Regions from separate parts of the Homo sapiens genome. Here region 2 is linked to region 1. A link is a contact called in ENCODE Hi-C or POLR2A ChIA-PET data. All regions are on one chromosome and are shown on one strand. The core of a region is the stretch at or near the end of the contact, and the rest is flanking DNA. Distances in the headings are between cores, read along the strand shown.

What was found. A loop is a pair of places that touch in the nucleus more often than their neighbours do. ChIA-PET counts read pairs that join two places held with the same protein, here RNA polymerase II (POLR2A). Pooled maps may share reads with other maps.
Region 2: a loop to region 1 is called in a map of CD4-positive, alpha-beta T cell, with 7 times the contacts of the local background. The contact joins the enhancer-like site here to the promoter of LINC01431 in region 1. A Hi-C loop is called at or near these places in 1 of 168 maps with a recorded cell type or tissue (CD4-positive, alpha-beta T cell) and 1 of 50 pooled maps. POLR2A ChIA-PET finds 5 or more read pairs at or near these places in 1 of 52 experiments (activated T-cell).

Annotation. Positions count from the first base shown.
Region 1 is chr20:23,354,915-23,361,059 of GRCh38, reverse strand. LINC01431 (long intergenic non-protein coding RNA 1431) reads left to right here and starts at 2,933. Exons shown (of 3, transcript NR_109884.1): 1 at 2,933-3,105; 2 at 3,923-4,009; 3 at 4,091-4,466. RefSeq lists a silencer at 2,598-2,787 and enhancers at 2,838-3,227, 3,418-3,507.
Region 2 is chr20:17,504,246-17,510,390 of GRCh38, reverse strand. It overlaps BFSP1 (beaded filament structural protein 1), which reads left to right. Exons shown (of 8, transcript NM_001195.5): 5 at 1,395-1,502. Among named protein-coding and RNA genes, the nearest start is that of BFSP1, 24 kb to the left of the region's middle. RefSeq lists an enhancer at 5,356-5,879. Within about 2 kb of position 4,895, at least 19 of the 41 ENCODE cell types and tissues checked have a DNase peak (open chromatin) inside an H3K27ac peak, as active enhancers do; they include CD4-positive, alpha-beta T cell, where a contact is called at or near this core.

The DNA of each region.
Region 1 (6,145 bases), core at 1,684-4,183:
AATTAGTGTAAGTACTTTTTCCTCTCTTTGAAATATATAAATCCTTTTGAAGACTAGTTAGGCCTTTTTGTGCGCTTTATAACCTAGATATGTCTTTTTCTAGGACCTAGGAGCCATCTCTTTAAGTATCAAGGGAGTTAATGCCCCTGTCTCCCAGTTTTAATGGGGGAGTAGGAGCCTAACTTCAGTGGGCCCTTTGCTCCAACTTACAAAATTATCTCATATCATAAAGATACAAGTTTCTTTTTCCTCTAGATAAAGCCAATTGGCTAACACAGAGGATCATCCCAAATATCAGGTTAGATGAACTGTGTGTGATGAAAAATGCTGCCAAGTTCCCTTGAGAGCTAGTTATTGTTTATCTTGAAAATGTGTGTAATAGATTGCTTGGCTGCACAAAAGAGTGAGATTTCGTTCTGTCTTTGCAGTCTCTTAATGGATTGCCTGTGATGGGTATCACATTCTAGTTTAATGCTTATTCAATTACAAAGTGTTTTCTTTCTCCACTACCTTTCTGAAGAGGGTTGGGAGATTGTACTTTTAATTATATTTCCTGAACAGGAGCCAGCTTCCCACACATAGTAGGTGCTCAATAAATATTTGAAGAATGAATGAGTGACAGAAATCTTTCTTAGGCCGACTCTCTATATTTGCATTCCATGATTTGAAGAAATTGGAATGAACGCAGTTTTCACCCATGGCTCCAGCAGGCCCAGAATCGTGTTTTATGATTTTGTTTTGCATTACAAAAAGGTGGTCAGGCACGGTGGCTCACGCCTGTAATCCCAGCACTTTGGGAGGCCGAGGCGGGCCGATCACTTGAGGTCAGGAGTTGAAGACCAGCCTGGCCAACATGGTGAAACCCCGTCTCTGCTAAAATACAAAAATTAGGCCAGGTGCGGTGGCTCACACCTGTAATTCTAGCACTTTGGGAGGCTGAAGTGGGCGGATCACCTGAGGTCAGGAGTTCAAGACCAGCCTGGACAACATGGTGAAACCCTTTCCCTGCTAATAATACAAAAATTAGCTGGGCGAGGTGGTACATGCCTTTAATCCCAGCTATTCAGGAGACTGAGGCAGGAGAATCGCTTGAACATGGGAGGCAGAGGTTGCAGTGAGCGGAGATTGCACCACTGCATTCCAGCCTGGGCAACAGAGGAAAACTCTGTCTCAAAAAAACAAAACCAAATTAGCCGGGAGTGGTGACAGGCACTTGTAATCCCAGATGCTCAGGAGGCTGAGGCAGGAGAATCACTTGAACCCAGGAGATGGAGGTTGCAGTGAGCTTCGATCATGCCATTGCACTCCAGCCTGGGCAATAGAATGAGACTCCGTCTCCGATTATGTTAGCTAGCATAACATAATGCTAGCTTATCCATTCAATACTGAAAGGATTGCTTTAGTTGAGTGTCTTAATAGCTTTAAAAATAGAGGTCATAAGACTCACAGACTCTTTGTGGCAATACTAAATGATAAAGAATGAAGGGCCATGCCTGGCAAGGGTTGTCATGCACCTCTACACTTCAAGAAGAAACTATGCCTTAACTGCCACAAGGTTTTTATTCTCTGGCAGCCAAACAAGCACTGGCCTCTAGATAAGCAATATTCAAACAATGTGCTTTTCATCCACCTCCACATGCTGACTGACACGCCCCCTGCCCCAGCCCCACCACTTCCACAAATAATTACTGCTTTGATTGGACCAGAGACTGACTGCAGTAACTTTTTCCTGATGGGAAACAACCGAACAGGGGCTGATTCTGGCGGTTTACAGAGGCTGCACACAAGTGCATCGGTGTCCTGAAAAGATCTTTCAACTTATAGGGTCTAAATGTAATACATGAATACCTGTAAATGCTAAGAGTCCACCCCAAAGTAAACATAGGTCACCTGTAACATGCACGTTTGTCCAGTAAGCATGGGTCAGGACCCGTTTCATGAATATTCATAGCTCTTCCTGTGGCCTGTTCATATGTGTACTTGGCTAAGTCCTTCAGCTTAAATTCCTGTCTTAGGCCCCCTTCCCTCCAGCTGCCTGCCTTTTGAGCTTCTGCCAGAAGCTATGCTTCCCAGCCTGTCAGAAGGGCCACCTTGCAGGTTATCACCGTTTAAAGAAATAAAGCTCTCCTTTCTATGTTTGTGATCTTTTTTTTAAATAATACAAATAGACAATTCACTTGACAGTGTGAATGGCATACTTCACTGACAATGGAATACTATAAAAACAATAATAAACCACTGATAAACATCAACCTGACAAAGTTAAATATAGTGTTTCATGCTGTAGAACTCTGCACGAGAAAAGTACACGGGAGTGAACAATTGTTACGTAAGGGCGTTCACTGCAGTGCACTTACATTAGTGAAACTTTGGAAACAATCTCACCTATAAGGAGATGGCCGAAGAATTTGATATATCCAAGCACTGGATTATTATGCCGGTCATTAAAACAATGTTTAAAAATATGTGTAATAGCTTGGGGAAATGCTCACCATGTTATAATGAGTAAAGACGGTACACTATTTTACATAGGGTCTGATGTGATTTGAAAACAAATCTATAGAAATAGACTGGAAAGAAATGTATCAAATTCTAAACTGCACAAGGAAGAACACTGACGCACGCGCAACGCCGGCGCCCTGCCCACTAGGCGCCCTCGCTGCCCCTCACCTGCACAGCCGGCGCACGCCCACAGGCTCGTGAGGGAGCGGCCGGTGGGTCAGGCTGGGCGGCACTCCTCGCCCATTGGCTGTCCCGGAGTCCGGCCCCGCCTCTCCCCGCCTTCTGGAGCCGCTGGTATAGCTCCTTCCAGGGCTCCTTGGAGACGGAGGGCGGGGCTAGGGCGCCGGAGTCACGTGGTCGCGCCACCGCGCGATTACTAGCTGTCAAAAGAGTCCTCAGAAGTGTCCTGAGCGGTCGCAGGGTAATGACGTCGGCCGTATCGGGGATGCTGGAACCTGCGGTTGAGTGAGAAACCGGCGCCACCGCCTGCGTCTTGGTCTCGGGCTGGTGGCCAGCGGGGTCTGGGCGTGGTTTTACCCAGCTCCTTTGCGAAGCTGCTGTCCTTTCCTCAACGTTACCACCCGGCTGGGCAGCCTACCCTCGGTCAGTACGTCCTGGCAAGAGCGCTTCGGGCGTGGCGTTCGTGTCGCGGGGGCCTCGGCTCAGAAGCGAGGGAAGAGCAGCCCTCAGAGGAGCGGCGACCGCGCTTACCGGGAGCCCGGGTTGGGAGAGGGCTCCCCAGGAGGGGTGTGAGCTCCGAACGAGAAAGAACGCCACCGCCTCGTGGGGTCTCTTCCTAATGTGCAGATTCCAAATCTCTACAATGCTGCAAAAGAGGTTACAGTCCACATCAAATTAAGCATGCCCTAAAGGGCAGCTGGGGTTCAGTTCAAGAGTTGAGTTTTAACACACACCTTTACCTGCCTTAAAATTGGGCAAGGTATCACAACGTTAAACCATTTCTCACAAGGCTCGTTGGTGATGTTTAAGATTTTTTGTTTGTTTGTTTGTTTTTTGTTACGGAGTCTCGCTCTGTCGCCCAGACTGGAATGCAGTGGCGCGATCTTGGCTGACTACAACCTCCGCCTCCTGGGTTCAAGCGATTGTCCTGCCTCAGCTTCCTGAGTAGCTGGGATTACAGGCGCCTGCCACCACGCCCAGCTAATTTTTCTATTTTTAGTAGAAACGGGGTTTCGCCTTGTTGGCCAGGCTGGTCTTAAGTTTTGCATCCTGGCTCCCTCCTCTTACCTAGTCCCAGCCTCTTGTCTACAGGACAAAGCAACTTTCTGCAGTTTTCTGTTTGCTCTTTAGAGAGACGGGGCCCTAATTTGGCAAAGTGGTAGGGGAGACAGGGCTGGTGTTTAAGGTCGACCAAAGCAACATCTAAATCTCTGCTCTTCCCCCAAATTGTCCAAATTAGCAGCAACAGGTGTGCACCTTCCAAGCTTGCAACAGACCACATTCAGAAGCTTGATTTCTTGTTGTTCTGGGAATATCTGGATCAGAGGTAACATGGTTCACTAGGACTCCTCAGCTTCACCCAGTGTCCATTTCACCTCCCCCGGCCTTCCAATGTCTCTTCTTGCAGATTTCTCCAAGCCACTCTCCCCGTCATCTCCTCCACCCCCAGGACCCAACTCCTGCCCCTCCCACCCTAGCCCCTGTTCTCCCTGCCCACCTCCTACCCCACTGGAGTGGCCTTTCATCAAACCTAAACCAAAGAAACCAACAGACCTTGCTGTCACCACTACTCCGGGACCTGGAAGTTAAAGCGAGGGAGAGACGGTGAAACACAGAAAGCAGAACGCCTTCTGTTCTTCCACAACACAGGGTTTGTGGACGTGGCCACTATAAGAACTCGCACTGCGTGCTGATTATACTCCTCAGCACAATTCATTTCTTAAACTTTTTAGAATAATTTAAAATTTACAAAAAGTTGCAAAAATAAAAACCAGTAAACTTTTCACCTTCATCTGCCTTATAATTAAGGCAGCGGGCAGCGCGCTGGACAGAACGGGAGGGGCTTGCGCTTTCCGCCGGTGGGAAACCCCACCCGCAGGGACGAGCCGGGACCATCTGGCCCTACCTGCCGAACGGCCGCTTGGTGGAGATGTGTCCCAGAACCGAAGGAGGAGGGTGCCACGCACATTTGTCTTGCCTTCCCCGGTGGCGGGGGCATGGCAAGGGCGGAGCTTCCCGCTGTGCCCTTGGAGGCCGCCTGCAACCAGGCTAGTGTAGGTGGGGACGCACGCCCTGTACCCTACCCATCCTGCCCATTGCGGGTCTGGCCCGGACCTGAAGGGCAGTAGTTGGGGCCGTCCCCGCGTCTTCTGGGCCCTGTAGTGAATACAGTCTGCCCCATTCAAATCCTTTTCCTCACTTAGGATTACTGCTGTGTGTCAGTGTCACACACCCCAAATTGATAATGGCTTAAGATGGGATTTCTCATTTAAAAAGAAGTCTTTGGTTGAGTGAGCTGGGGCTATTTTGGTGTTTCCACATGGGACCTAGGCTCCTTTTAGCTCAGCACTATCCTACGTCTAGGGTATGGCTGAGCTGTTCTCTTGGCCAAGACTGAGCCAGAGCCCGTGGTCAGGTCAGCATAACCTTTCCAGGCAGCAGGATAGAGTGGGAAAGAAAGAAGGGTCTGTTGAAGGAAAATTCCCCCAAGTTCAGTCCTACTTCATTGGCCAGAACTTAATCACATGTCAGACCTAGCTACAAATTGAATGAGAAAGTCAAGTATTTAAGGTGGGTCCCTTATCTCTCAAAACACTGGGCTTCAGATAATAGAGAAGGGAAGGGGTGTCAAGAGGAAACGGCTACCTGTGTCACTGTGCTTATCAGGATTCTTACCCTTCTCAAAATTTCCCATTGCAGTATCTTGACTACCCTATCCCAAACCTAGCACACTTTTACCAAAGACAACTTAACTGGGGAAGCTGCAGCATGGCAGGCACATCATCTATTGGTCCAACTTCTATAGGGTTTTCTATTCTTTACATTGAAGAAATGCAATTGGGTTTGGCCTTTAGGATCAGTAACAGCAGCTTCTGGTTCTGATGTCCTCCATCCTAGTTTCAGTGCTTCTTCCTCTCAGAATCAGTGCTGATTCACTTTCTCTTTATCAATGAGTTTAATATAGTGGCTTCATTTATAAGCAATTAGCTAACTCTAGTATTTCATCTGTTCTCATCATTTAATTCTCAGCTAAGGTGCTAAGGTAGGGCCCAGCCATCTGTTAGGTGATTCTGCTATATCCTAAGGTGATGTATCCTAAAAGACACCTAGGGTGCTTTTAGAAACTGCCCATGCCCAGCCGTATCCTCAAAGATTCAGGCAAACAATTAGCCGGGTGTGGTGGCATGTGCCTGCAATCCCAGCTACTCAGGAGGCTTAGGCACGAGAATTGTTAGAACCCGGGAGATGGAGGTTGCAGTGAGCCAAGATTATGCCACTGCACTCCAGCCTGGAACAAAACCAACCCCCCTACCCACCACCACACACACACACACACACACACACACACACACACACACACACACACACTCAAGCATGGTTGGGTCTGGAGTATGGCCTTGGCATAGGTAATTTTCAGTGTCCCAAGGGATTCTAGTGTGCATGGGGCTGTGAATCACAGCTC
Region 2 (6,145 bases), core at 3,646-6,145, 5.9 Mb after region 1:
TTTTATTTTTCAAACCCAACTCTAACTCAAAGGTGTTTTACATCCGAGCATACCTTTTGAATTGTATCATCTATTCCCATGTAATAAGACCCTTCTAAGTCATAAGTATACAGACACTAAACTGACTTTGATGTCATCGATCAGCATCGTCTGGGCTTGTGAGACGTGCAGAGTGTCCAGTCCAGCCTCAGACCCACTGAGGCAGAATCTGCATCTTAGCCAGATCCGCAGGGACTCGTGTGCATGCTCAGGATAGAGAAGCACCGATTGAGAAAGTGTCACATCTTTATGAGTCTTAGCTTAGCAATTCTACAATCAAGTTAGACGGTCACTTTCCTGTATGTCTATGTCATTGCTGCAGCCACTTTGTAAGGTGTTTGAAGCAGAGGCTGTCTTCCATGCAGCCTCTGGACACAGAAACCCTCATTGTAGACTTGGTGTTTGATTTTGCATGGCTTCGAGTCAATGTGCTCTGTGTCAGAATGCATGGCTCTTGAGCAGTCAGGCCTTTGTGAAACAATTTGAATATTTTTGAATAGACGTGGAAAGGCAGGTCAGGAGAGAGGGACCTGCTTGGCAGAGTGTGGAGAGGTCAGAGGATTTCCTTCTAGCCATTCCCTGGAGCGTCACTTCCCTTTCACCCACTGGGGCTGATGGCTCCTGCTTTGTGCTGCGCTGACATCCGAGCACAGCGTATGGCTCGCGGCTCCAACCAGCCTTCATTTTCTTCGAGAGTGTGCATTCCAGGTTTTCCCTTTCACAGAAGGGAAAACAGAGGCTTTGAGAGTCAAATCCTTTTCTAGAGTCTCTTAGTAGGTTCATGGCACAGCCAGGTCTAAGCTCTGGTCTCCTGGTACTTGGTCCCGGCATGTCACACTCCCAAGGAGGTTCAGACTTTGAAGACAAAGCAAAAGGCATTGATGGCTGTGCTGTGGGCCTGGCTTAGTCTTCTCAGGCTACTATAACAGGACACTACAGATGGGAGGGCCGACAGGCAGACATTTACTTCTCACTGTCCTGGGTGCTGGAAGTCCAAGATCAAGATGCCAGCAGAATTGGTGTCTGGTGAGGGCTCTCTTTCTGGCTTGAAGACGGCTGCCTTCTTGCTGTGTCTCACGTGACAGACAGACAGGGGGTGGGGGTGGGGGCTCTGGTGTCTCTTCTTGTTCTTACAAAGACCCTAATCACATGATGGGGCCCCCCATCCTCATGACCTCATCTAACCCTAACACCTTCCAAAGGTCTCCTAAAACCTTCATCTTGGGAGTTAGTTAGGGCTTCAACACAGAATTCAGGGGGACACGGATATTCCGTCCATACCAGGGCCCCGCACCTTCTCTGCCCTTTTCCTCTCTGCATGTCCCATGAGTCTGACTCTGGCCTTCTCTGTGCAGGAGAAGCTCCTGACGGAGCGGGAGGTGGCCGCCCTGCGGAGTCAGCTGGAGGAGGGCCGGGAGGTGCTCTCCCACCTGCAGGCGCAGAGAGTGGAGCTGCAGGCACAGGTACGCTCGAGTCTGCCGCGTGTGCATTGGGGCTTCCCACATGTTTCATGGAGGTGTTACGCGCAGGCACACGCATGCAGCTTGAGGAGCTGTCACACGCTGAACATATCCTATGTTCCTGGCAGAAACGGGGTTTTCTGAGTGGGTGGCCAAGCGCTCTGCTCTGGCCTGGACTGAGGAGTTTTCCAGGACACAGGGAGAGTCCTGAGCTGGGGGACACAGGTGCCACGCTCATTCCTGGCCCCTCAGAGGTGCCCCTTGGGACTCCTTCGAGTCATGCCCTCCCCACCGAGTCTTAGGCTTAGGCTGCCCCAGTGTCTACATCATGCATTCATTTTGCCCAGGTCAAGCTTCGTAAGAATAAGAAGAAACGGACACCATAGGGATTTTTATCCTCCACTTGTTCAAATCTGTGCTTCTGTTTTCCTTCTCATGGTAACAGTTCTCCTTCGGAATTTGATTACAACCCGGCAAGAGTGGTTGTATCAGTGTTTGCTTCTAGTTAGAAACGTGTTGGTGGAAAGCTCACATTTCTACCCCCACCCCTTTTGGGTGAAGCTTAATTTGAAAACAAAACAGAAAAGCCCCAAACTGTCCTGTGGCCTGTGCCTTCTTGGCTACTTGCCGGCTCATCTTCTTTGTTCCTTCCGGTTCTCTCTCTTTCTCATTACCCTACAGCAGGTCATTCCACAGGGACGCTTGGGTTAAAATACTGCACCTTTGTATGGCTCTCTAACCACATTTCCCAAACCAAAAAGTAAGTTGACATTTGGTTTGACAAGTACACATGGGGACAAGAGAGCAAAACGTGTAAAAATCGGACACTTCAGAAAGCCTGGACCATTTGGATGTTATGTGTTACTCTGTCTAAAAATGTGAAGCCACAACTAGATGTAGCGCTTTTTATTGATTTCCAGTGCCCCCATGTCTGCTCAGGATTTCATTTTGGGACCTTGGAGTTCACATCCTAATTCCCATCCCAGCACGCACCACACAAAACTCACAGTGCAGCAGCTCTCAGGGGCTGCTGGAAAGCAAACCCGGGTCTGTGGTGGTCCCCTGAACTGACGATCGCAGCAGGAGGAACCAAGTAAGGCACTTAAAACTCCTCCTTCTTGTGAGACAAACCCTGGCTCAGGGACCATGTGCCTCATCCTGGTGACTGGGGCCTGTGTGGTTTCTTCTGAGGCTCTGACAGGATAGAATAAGGGTTGTATGTGTTTGTGTACATGGGGTGTGTGTGTGTGATATACATGGTATGTGTGATATATGTGGGATGTGTATGTGAAGTGTGTGTGGTGTGTGTGTGTCATGTGTATGTGTGTGTGCTGTGTATGTGAATAGGGACGTGGATACAAGCCCAGTCGTGGTCCTAGAGACCAGTGTTTTCCAAATGGCTAGTGACAACTCATTTTTGGATGTAAAATGAACTCAGTAGAATTGACTGGCATGTAAAAGGAAGTCAACAAAATGCTAGACTAAAATATAATAAGAAAAACAGAGTGTACAGCAAGTGAAAGGGAGGATTTGTTTTGTGAAGCCCTTGTTTTATCTCTCTATATCCATATGGATATGTTGAAATACACACACACACACACACACACACACACACACACCTACCTATCTGATGTGTATGGCTCGCAATGAGAAATGTGGTTTTTCCTGGGGCGGTGGTGATAAAGTTGAAAACCACTGCCCTAGAGATACTGAGAAAGATGAAGGAGCCCAGCCTAGATGGCAAATTCCAGTTCCAGGACAAAAAGAATGTTCCTCTCTTTATGTACAGGTATTTGTTGAATATCAAAATAAGAAATTTCACAACAGATTAACCTGGTTTCTGAGAACATGAAATGAAACCGCTGGTTGGCCGCCTGTTTCTGTCCTGAGTGGCTGCAGGAGGACTTCCTGGCTTTTCCCTGCTGCCCTCGTCTCTAAAGCAGGGTCTCAAACATCTCTTCTGTGCTGCCTCCTCCACTCCCACCCGTGGCATTCTGATGGAGACCGCTTCTCAGAAAAATGATGGTAAAGGCATAAAATAAAATACAGATAATTTAAAGGAAACCAGGCTGGGTGTGGTGGCTCACGCCTGTAATGCCAGCACTTTGGGAGGGCAAGGTGAGTGGACTGCTCGAGTCCAGGAATTTGAGACCAGCCTGGGCCACATGACGAAACCCCACCTCTACAAAAAATACAAAAATTAGCTGGGCGTGGTGGTGCGTGCCTGTGGTTCCAGCTACTTAGGAAGCTGACATGGGAGGACTGCCTGAGCCTGGAGAGGTTGAGGCTGCAGTGAGCTGAGACTGAGCCACTGCACTCCAGCCTGGGCAACAGAATGAGACCCCGTTTCCAAAAAAAAAAAAAAAGAAACTAATTATATTAAAACAGTTATCAAAATATTACTGAATCATTTTAAATAAAATGACAGATGTGCTTATACTCACTCAGTAACAAGCTATAGCATGTAGCTGATGAAACACGGCTGTGTCCATTTTCTGTTGCTGCCTTGATGAGTCACCACCAGCACCCGTGTCATCGCAGTTGTGTAGGTGGGAAGTCTGGGTGGGTCCTATCGGTTTCTCTGCTCTGGGTCTCAAAAGGTAGAAAGAAAGATGTTGGCCAGCCTGGGCCCTTGTCCAGAGGCTGTTAGGGGAGAATTTGCTTCCAGTCTCATTCAAGTTCTTGGCAGGAGTGAGGACCCTGTTTCTTTGCCGGCTGCTGGCCAGGAGTGGCTGTCAGGGCTGCCCAGGCTCCTTGGCTTCAGGCCCCTCCACGTTCGGAGCCGGCAGCGAACTCTGAACCCTCTTCCTGCGTCTCATCTCAATGACTTGGACTTACACGTTTCTCTGACTTCTGTTTTTAGGGGATAATCTTGAATAAACTCCTTTCCTTAAAAAAGGGTAACTGATTAAGAACTTTAATTATATCTGCAAAGTCCCTTTTTGCCATGTAACATATTCAAGGGTGTAGCACCAAGGGGAAAAGGTCACGGGGGCCAAAATTCTGCCTCCTTAGCTCTGATGAAAACCCAGACGTGGCTGGGTGCGCCCGGGAGCTCCTGACTCAGTGGGTCTGGGGTGTGGCCCGGGATGCTGCATGTCTAGGTGTCCCTGTGATGGTGCTGCGGCTGGTCCAGGAGCCACACTGAGAACCACAGGGTAAGGGCGGGTCCCAGGGAGTGGGCGAATGTTCCACCTGGTCCCCCTGTGTCCCAGGCTTGGGCCTCATTTCAAATGTTTGTGGCTGGGTTTTTGCTGGTTTTAAAGGTTTTAGTGGCTTCCCAATGTAGCAGCTAAGCTAGAGCTGAAGGAAGATGTGGCCGCACACCGCCGGGCAGGGCCCGCTCTGTGGCCGGAACTCGGTGGAGGGCGGGCCGAGAGAGAGCGTCTGCTAGCACCAGGGCCGTGGCAGCGGGTTCCGCCTATGGTTAGGGCGTCCGAAGCTTCCCGAACTCTCCACAGCAGGGGTCGTCAGGGTGAGGTCCCCGTCCCAGCAGCGGGGGCACCACCTGGGAACTTGTCAGAAATGCAGATTCACAGGCACCCCAGACCACTGACCCAGGAGCTCTGGGGCGGGCCGGTGCGCCTTGTTTAAGCCCTCCACGTGGCTCTGCGGGCTCAGTCTGGGAGACGCTGGGCGGACGATGGGAGAATAGTGCCTGGGCTTGGAGCTGGAAGCTGGAAGCCTCTCCTTCAAATAAGTGCACATATACCCGTAAGAGCCCCGGAGGAAGCACTTCGGACAGGTGGAGAGGAAAGGACAGGTAATTCTAGTTCCCTAAATTGCATGGACTGAGAGTTTCTGTGACAGGGAAGTAAAGAAAGTCACTTTTTAAAATTGCAAAGTGGGAACCGCCCATGTCTCATTTCTCATTAAAGTCACTTAGCACCATCTAGTGGTTTAGTTTGTGTAAGACAGTATGTAATGAGTTTCCTTTTTTTTTTTTTTAAGACAAAACAAAAACAAAAACAAAAACAAAAAAAAAACCTTACACCTAAAGGTGTCTGGGGTCCTAAGGACTGAGGTGAGAGCTCACCCCTCCAGATGGGGCTCGCGTCAGGCTCCTGCCTGTGTCGTGCCCTCAGCGGCTCACAGCCCAGTGGGGAGACAGATATAAACCAGGCAATCTAACGGTCCAGGCAGAAACAGCAGTCACCTGGCTCCGGATAAAGTTCAGGTTGCCACATGGCCCCACCGTTGGAGGAACCCTGGGCCAACCTCTCTTCTCTTCGTCTCCTGACCCCTCCTGCAGTTTCTGGGACCTCCCCTTTGCTCATTCCTTCTCTCCTTTCTGGAAGTCCCTTTCCTTCCTCGGTTCCCAGGACCGGTCCTGCCTCCTCCTGGAAGCCCCTTTCTTCCTCTGAGATGCCCTGGGCGTGCCTCCCCTGCTGGACTGCGGCCTTCTAGAGGAGGGTCCGTGTCTCATTCTCCTCGGCCAGGCTGGTGCTGGGTGGCAGTGGACGCCGTGCCACAGTGGCTCTCGTCACAGGCATCTCCATTCCTGTTGAGCTCCTGAGACAGGAGCTCTTACTGGTTTTCCTGAACACTCTTCCTTCTGATGAAAGGTTTAAATTATGGAGCTGTAAAAACCACATCGGTATAGACATCAGTCCACTTTTATAAACCAAGTCATCACTTCACTGGAC